Regions from separate parts of the Homo sapiens genome. Here region 2 is linked to region 1. A link is a contact called in ENCODE Hi-C or POLR2A ChIA-PET data. All regions are on one chromosome and are shown on one strand. Each heading gives the region's core, a stretch centred on a gene start or an enhancer-like site at or near the end of the contact. The rest is flanking DNA. Distances are from core to core; before and after follow the strand shown. Region 1 overlaps RBMS1 (RNA binding motif single stranded interacting protein 1). Region 2 overlaps RBMS1 (RNA binding motif single stranded interacting protein 1).

Region 1 (4,343 bases), core at 434-2,933:
ACCTTTTTGGAGTCACAAAACTAGGAAGGGGCAGGCTTGGGAAAAGAGTCCATATCTCCTGAAATATCCACTCTTCTTGATTTGCCACTTTACTTTTCACAAGTGAATGTTACACTTAACTCTGCTCTTTATCATGAGGATGAAATATCTGTACTTCAGTTTCTTGCCAAAGAACTTAACTTTGTCCTCTCCACTGGGCAGGTCTTGACACAAGCTCTTCGAAGAAATAAGATTTATGAAGAATTGTATGAAGGATTTGGAGTTTCTTTGTTCATCACAGAGCTTCCCAACTTGGCAGACAGAGGAAAGGATAATATTTGTATTATGTTATATTGGCATTGAATTAGATTATGTTGGATTGCCACCTATGGATGAGGCTGGTCATTGCTGGAGGTGACAGGCCCCACCCAGTCTCCAAGGGTTGACAGAATCAGCATCTCCTGACATGTTTAAGAGAACTAGTCCAGCAAGTGTAGTTTTAAAAAAATGTTCAACAAAACTATATACAAAAATATTTATAAGTGGTATTTTTAATTATATGCTTTATAAGTACAAATTTACATTTATAAACTTATCAGGGAGAACAGTGAGACAGTTTTGATAAACTCAAAAATGTGGATAACAGTTGCAGAACAGTATCAGTAACATACCTAATTTATTTCTGTATTTTGTTTTGGTTGTATGACATTTGGAAAATCCTTATGCAGCTGCAAAAGGTTTTAATTTTTAACAAGCTCATTTTGTCTTGATATCCCCTTGAATTAATCTTAATAGAAACTGGAAATAATTTTTTTGCCTCAACATTGAATTCATAATAATACAGCTATTCACGTGCCTCATAATAGATATAAAAGTCAGACCAGAAGCACCCAAAACTTAGCATCAGTACCAGTCAATGATGTCACTTTATCATGATGCAACGCGGTAGGCACTTTAGTATTATACAGCTGTCTATTAGATCATGGTGAGGGTGTGTGCCAACTAGTTGTACCTGCTCTTGGCCTGGCATTTGTTTGAGCATGATGGATGTGTAGGTCATTTGTACAGTTTTATATGAACGGACATGTGCAGACTTGAATTTCCAAAAGAATACCAACGCAGAGTTACAACTTTCCTAATCGGTGACTCACTTATACAAAGAGATAGCAGGAGATACATTTGTCTAGTGTCAGCACTTGAAGCAACTTAATGTAGATGTGGTCATCAGTAAGTTAACATTTGTTGTGCTATATATTTGCCTGCATTTCCTATTATTTGTTTTTGTACTTAAAGGCTAAGAAGTCTTTAAATACAAAATATTCATATGGAAAATTGATGGAACCCCTAAAGTACTTCTTCAGAGCCTAATTTGGTAGCCACTGTTCCAAGGAATGTGCCATTTATCCCTGGATGCAGCAATATTATCAGAAAGCCTTGTGCATTAACCACATAGCTATTTGCCCTTGTAGAATTCCAGTACTTGGGCCCCAGGTGATCCCTTGACCGTGCATTGCACATAGAGTATGGCTTTTAGGAGGAACCACAGGAAGACGCTCCTTCCGGCATTAGAGCTGGGAAAAACAGAACTTCTCTTAAGCCCAGGACCTGGTTTTACTCTAATGAATACTCAATTTCGTAATGTTGTATTTCCCTATGTTCACTACTAAGAAGTTATGAGTCAGCTTTGCATCCAACATTAGCAGCTCTGCAGGATCTCACTTTCAGGTTCATGTGTCTGTGGAAAAACTACTCCTGGGTTGATTTTTTCTTCACTTACCTTGAACTTTATATCTATTTTTGTCTTGTGGTGTTGCATATATTTTTGCCAGCAGCCTCAAACTTTTTGGGGAAAGAGGTAGAAGCAAATGTTTCTCATGCTCTCTGTTTGACTACCCTTAAAATCACAGAAGGAACATTGCTTAGTCACCTTCTTTTTTCAGTTTGTATAGCAATCGTTATTTTTATTATCAAAGTGGCTCACTTGGGAATGCTGATATTTTGGATATCTAATGCATTTCCATTGGAAAGGAGAATCTGGTCCCTTCTCTTAATGGCCCTGCAAAGAAATTAGTGGATGCACAACAGTTTCCTGGACTGTCAGTAAACATTAAAGTCAGCAAATACTCAAAATCATGATTTCTAGCAACTTTTAGCTTGATTGACATCTTTGTTGAAAGTTTTTTAAAATGTGATTTTTCTTATACCCATTCTTGGTAGGAATTTACTTTGGCATTGAATTAATTGCCCCGCCTTTAATTATTTGAAGACAGGAAACATTCAGCAACTTGCCTGGATATGTGTTTCATATGCAGAGGTTTGTATTACCTGTATTTTGCCTGCTTAATAAATCACAATTTAAAAGTATTGGTTCTGACTTTTAAACCTCCTGTGAGGTATGCATCTGCTTCATTCTCTCTTTTTTTTTTATTATTTATTATACTTTAAGTTCTAGGGTACATGTACACAATGTGCAGGTTTGTTACATATGTATATATGTGCCATGTTTGTGTGCTGCACCCATTAACTTGTCATTTACATTAGGTATATCTCCTAATGCTATTCCCTCCCCCCTCCCCCTACCCCACGACAGGCCCCGGTGTGTGGTGTTCCCCTTCCTGTGTCCAAGTGTTCTCATTGTTCAGTTCCCACCTATGAGTGAGAACATGCGGTGTTTGGTTTTTTGTCCTTGAGATAGTTTGCTGAGCATGATGGTTTCCAGCTTCATCCATGTCCCTACAAAGGACATGAACTTATCCTTTTTTATGGCGAATAGGAACACTTTTACACTGTTGGTGGGACTGTAAACTAGTTCAACCATTGTGGAAGACAGTGTGGCGATTCCTCAAGGATCTAGAAATAGAAATACCATTTGACCCAGCCATCCCATTACTGGGTATATACCCAAAGGATTCTAAATCATGCTGCTATAAAGACACATGCACACGTTTGTTTATTGCAGCACTATTCACAATAGCAAAGACTTGGAACCAACCCAAATGTCCAACAATGATAGACTGGATTAAGAAAATGTGGCACATATACACCATGGAATACTATGCAGCCGTCTGCTTCATTCTCTACCTGAGTTCCTGATAAACCTCTTGATAAATTCCCAGCCTTGAGCATGAAGGAACATTCTTCTGGAAGCAGTTCATCATGCCATTGTTGTTCATTCCTTTCTTTTCCTCCTCTCCCCTGCTTTCCTTTCAATGTCTGCCTAACAGTACCAGCGTTTCCTTGGCTTGTGTAGACAGTAATGATATATCTGTTGTGAGTCTTTCTGGATTGCTTTTATTTCTTTACAGGGCTGTTCATTTGTACCTCATTGTTATTACACAGATGTAATGGTTTTTCTGACCTCTGATACTGCTAGACCAAGATGTACTCCATGGGTCCCACCACTGACAAATGTCCAGGGCAGAAGAATTTTAATACCACATTGAGGAGAAATGAGGAGATGCTTCCTAAATGATCTTGGATGGGAGCAGATTAGGCAGTCTTCCATTCTCCACTTGTAATGCTGTTAGTGTTTAAAACTTCCATCAGCAGGGTCCTCGGAGTGCTGCTGCCACACTGACACGGTTGCCAGGCTGTCTTACGATGGCTACAAGACCTTATATTTTCTGCCTCCTCTCCCCATAACTTCTCTGACTTTATCTCCCCTTACTGTCCTCCATCACTTCACTTCAGCCATAGTGGACTCCTTGGTGTTTCTTAAGTGCACCAGGCCTTCCACGTGCCTTACACCAGGTTTTCCTCCTCTGCCTGCACTGCTCCTCCCCTGGATCCTTCTGACTTGTTCCTTCATATCCTTCAGGACCTTGCTCATGTCACCTTCTCCATCAGCTTACTTCAGCCACCCTTTAAAAAATTGTAATCTGCCTCCACTTCACCTGGGCATTCTCAATCTCAACCCCCCTCCACCCCCCCACCCCGCTTTGCTTGTGCTATTGTCATAATACCATCCCCTAACATATTGTATAATTTGCTTATTTTTGCTTATTATAAGCAAAATCAGTAAATATTTTTGAATGAAAGAATAAAATGCTGCTTTATATGGCACAAAGGAAGGCTGGGTATGAGCCCAAATCCCTAATTGCGGAGGCATTTTTATCTTGATAGCCAAACTCATGACCTATTCCTGGGGTACATATTTCTCTCCCTCCCTCCCTTCCTTTCTCTCTCTCTCTCTCTCTCTCTCTCTCTTTCTGTCTCTGAGATGAGCAACTAAAATGTAGTGAATGTGGATTACTCAGTGCTGGGAAAGGCTGTGTTGAAAATGAAGGCTCTAGGATTTGCCACAAGAACAAACTTTATCCTCCCACATGATACATATTCTTCTCTATCATCCTGGATTTTTTTCA
Region 2 (4,245 bases), core at 1,016-3,515, 76 kb before region 1:
ATAAGATAAAAAGTAGAAAAATAGGGATATATAGCATTTACTTAAGAGAAACATCTCTCTCTTAAACTTTGTATTTGTTTTTAAGCACTCCAAGATCTTGGCCAGGATATTTAACCTTTGATCTAGTTTCCCACTGCATGGTATGGCTATAGGAAATAGTGGATGTAAAAGGGCTTTTAAAAAATATAGACCATGATACAAACATATTTACTAGTATTATTGTTTCAATTATCTATTATGGAGTAACAAATTACCTCCAACTTAAAACTTAAAATGACTTAAAAATGACTTAAAACTTAAAAATGACTTAAAATTTTGCATTTTCCTGGGTTGGCTGGGATCAGCTGGGTGGCTCTTCTGCTCCATTTGACTTTGGCTGGGTCACTCAGGCAGCTGCATGCAGTTGGGAGCTCAGCTGGGGATTGAATGTCCAAGATGGCCTCATTGACATGCCTCACAGTTGTCTGGCTGTTGACTGGAGTGCCTCCATTCTCCTCTGTGTAGCTTCTCATTCTGTACAGCCTCTCTTTCCATGTGGATTCTAACTGGAAGGCAGACTAGCCCAGATTTCTTTACAGGGTGATTGGCTGAAAGCCTCTTCAGGCCCAGATCTGAAAGTCACTCAGCCATACTTCTGCATTCTACTGTCACACAGGGCCATCCCTTAGGCAAGGAGAGGTGAAACAGGTTCCAGTCCTGGACTTTGGAGGAGAGAATCACATTGGGAAAGCACATGCAGAGTGGGAGGGATTGTGGGCAGGTATTTCTGGAAATGTCTACCACAGTTATTATTAAATACAGCTTGAAAGAGTAAAAGATTACAATCCCAATGAATAAGAATGCTTATTCATTGTACTGCTTCCAGATATTAAAATTATTAAGTTACCTTTAACATATGTGTGCTGTACATAATAACCATGGCATATATTCACCATAGCTATTCTAACTGAAGGAAAAGATATATTCCCCAAAAACCTAATTCTTGATTTAGTCTTATTGTTTAATTTTTTAAAAAGTGTACTACAATCATAGTTTTTATTGTTTCAGAGGTTAAATGCACTTTACGTGTTTACTGATACAAAGGGAATTTTGAACTCCCTCTAGTGGCAAAAGATTTTCTTTTATTTTTTCCAAGAGCTTACTTAATAAGATGGCTGACATGTATAACAACATAGTTTCAAAAATGACCTGTTCTTACCATCAGAAGATGCCCACTTTCTCCTGTGTGAGTTATGGTGGGTCCTTTAATCTCTTATGAGAAATGTTAACCTTTCCAAGAAACATTGATCATATTATATGAAAAAAAAGGAAGAAAGGAGACTTCCTGTTAACTTTAAAGTGCAAAAACTGCTAACTGCTCCCTTTAGTCAGGGTCTTAAATAAAAACTATTATATTTTGACAATTAAAATATCATTTTCCCTGGCTAAAAAGTAAATTAAATTTTAAATTTTTGCCTGAAGAATTATTTTTTGAACAGACAAATGTATTTAATTGAAACAATCTTTACATAGAAAGCAATAGATAACTGTTGAAAAGTGCAGCTTGGAAAGCACTAATAGCCAAACTAGGAGGATCATAGGGATCCCAAAGTGTTATGCTTGTCTTGAATTCAAATTTGGATTTTCATAGCCAATAGGGAAGGAACATGGTTATCACCATTACGCCATACAAAAGGAAGCACAATGTCAAAGGGCGGGAATAGAAAAACAGCTATTACAGACTTTGTAAATTAAGTTTTCTTATCCCCACCCCATTGCCAAAGAGAATTAATAATACTAATTAACTTAGTCTGTTACGGGTCCATCTATAGACAGATTTATTCTGGTTCTTTATATAGTAAAAGGACATTTCTGTGATGCTAAAAGACATTCTTTAAAAATGCTCTTTTCCCAGCTATTTGTGGAAGCCGATCCAACCTATCCTGTACTGTCTCGTAGGTTGACACCCAAAACCTCTGTTCTCCTACCCACAGTAGTAGGAAAATGGCCAGGGATGGTAAGAATCCATAGAGTTTTTTTCTTCTTCTTCTTCTTCTTTTAAAGCTCTAGAAAGTGGAACCTAGGATTATAAAAATAATTCCCCGACATGCTGTTTTGTTTGGGACTAAACTATGAAATAGCAAGATTTCACTACAATAATTAATCCAGCCAATAAAAAGTTAGACTTTGTTTCTTTCCAATACCTCTTTTTAGTTCGACATTTATAACTAAGTCTGTGTCTCTTGTGGTCTCGATTACATCCGGTGTTTTCAGCTGGCAGCATTTCCTCTGCTGAGGCCACCCCACGTTTTTTGCCAGGCTACATTTCTGTGAATATAAAGAGAGAAAACCAAGTTGTATTAGAGAGTGAAATTTAAGGAGAAATTGAGTATAACTTTGATTTTTGAAACAAAAACCAAGCCACTGTATTTGTTATAAACAAACTGGTGATTAAAATATGTAGGCTCCAGAAGTACATGGAAAGTCTTATAGCCATCTCGTAGCCATCCTGCATGTTTTCTCTTAAATATTTATAATAACCTAATTTAACTAACAAACAGAGACCAGAGATTCCCTTCCAGCTTTGCTTGCACAGATTTGAAATAATGAAAGTGAATTTGCATTTCTTAAAATGGTGTTTTCTTCCAGCTCTCATAGAAATGTTTTTGGAACAGTGATCTGTGCTAACAGCTGTATTCAATCTTGAGTAAAAGTCACTTCCTGAAGAGAATGAAATTCAACTTAACATTCGAACTTGCCTAGAACATAATCCTGTAGGGTGAGTGTACTATGTGATTATGAAACTGGACACAGGCACCCTGCTGAGATGATTTCTTGTAAATAATACCCAACAGAAACCATTAATCAGTGTCAGTGTTTTTAACTGAAGAATTAATATTCTAAAAGTGTTCCTTATTCATACAGATAACCGTCTTAGTTTTCAAGAATTTTAGTCTTTGATATTTTAAAAATGTAATTCCCTTGTGGAATTGGATCTATATGAAATCTCTATGTATTAATATATACCATCAGATAGACATAAATATAGATACAGATAAACATATATGTTTATATATTTAGGCTTTAACAATTTTTTTAATTGTGTCATTCTTGATTTTCAGGTAAAATTTATTTTTGACTCAGTTCTCTTTACCTATTCACTCATTTATTTATTGCAGTGAGCTCAATTTAAATAGAATTTTGTTCCTGGCCTCATAAAATTAGTTGTAGGTATATATATGGGAGGTACAGTTTTAGCTATGATGGATTTAAAAAATATCTCTTAGATAGTTATTATTGACCTCTACTTTCCTAAATATTATACTTCTTTATTTTAAAGAAGGAAAATGTTGTATTAACGTAACTTGGATATTGCTAAAACCTTAATGGAATCATCCCTTAGATGGAAAAGTGTCCACTGAATCTTCTGTTTTCTTTATGGATCATTATTTTGTCATCTAAACAATGAATGTGGAGTTTTCAGTCATAGGCTATCAAATTGATTAGAGATAAAGTCTAACACGTTAAGGCAGAATTAACAAACATACAGAAAAATTCCAACCATCTCAATTTGTAGGAATCAAAACCGTTTCCGGCCTTACTTTGGTAACAAAAAAGGAGCTAGGCTTTCTTCCATTCCTTGACCAAACCACTAAGTTGCCTTGAAGACCTTTGTTTATAATGTCTTCTTACATTCTTTTCCCCCTGACATGCTCCCCTCCCTCCAGCAGTGAGATACTAATTAAAGAGAGGCCACTGTGACCCTAGGTTGTTTAGAAGTCACCCGGAATGAGGTGGCGGCACAGATCTGGAGAGGAAGCGCTCATTCCTAAATATAACACAGTCCTTAAGACCATCTTGTCAAAAATCTGTTGGCTTCTAATAGCAAACAAAGTACCTCCTTTGACTTAAAAGGTATACACTTGAAACTAAAATGGAATCTCTAAAACCTACTTTAACAACATCTATATCCACTTTTTATAAGAATTGGCAACAAATAAAATTAACTCATGTATGTCACATGATAGTTTCTTTCAGAGACACTAAAATATAAACATTAAAAACATTTTAAATTTGATAAAGGATAATCTAATTTTTATGTTTGTTGAGGGAGAGGGAGCATGTATCTTGCCATTCCTTTTAAAAAATTAGAGACAGCTTAGATTGTGTATGAGAAGACTCTTTTCTTTTTTTCCCTCTCTCCTTCCCTCTTTCCTTCCTTCCTTTCCTTCCTTCCTTCCTTCCTTCCTTCCTTCCTTCCTTCTT

The links. Hi-C counts contacts between places; a loop is a spot of excess contacts on that map. ChIA-PET counts read pairs that join two places held with the same protein, here RNA polymerase II (POLR2A). Pooled maps may share reads with other maps.
Region 2: a map of MCF 10A shows a loop between it and region 1 (5-fold over the local background). The contact joins two enhancer-like sites. A Hi-C loop is called at or near these places in 4 of 168 maps with a recorded cell type or tissue (MCF 10A, PC-3, mammary epithelial cell and 1 more) and 10 of 50 pooled maps. POLR2A ChIA-PET finds 5 or more read pairs at or near these places in 5 of 52 experiments (CD4-positive, alpha-beta T cell, IMR-90, MCF 10A and 2 more).

The regions. Positions count from the first base shown.
Region 1 is chr2:160,349,396-160,353,738 of GRCh38, reverse strand. The region is part of intron 2 of RBMS1 (RNA binding motif single stranded interacting protein 1); the gene reads left to right. Among named protein-coding and RNA genes, the nearest start is that of MIR4785, 56 kb to the left of the region's middle. Within about 2 kb of position 1,683, at least 5 of the 41 ENCODE cell types and tissues checked have a DNase peak (open chromatin) inside an H3K27ac peak, as active enhancers do.
Region 2 is chr2:160,426,296-160,430,540 of GRCh38, reverse strand. The region is part of intron 1 of RBMS1 (RNA binding motif single stranded interacting protein 1); the gene reads left to right. Among named protein-coding and RNA genes, the nearest start is that of MIR4785, 21 kb to the right of the region's middle. Within about 2 kb of position 2,265, at least 15 of the 41 ENCODE cell types and tissues checked have a DNase peak (open chromatin) inside an H3K27ac peak, as active enhancers do.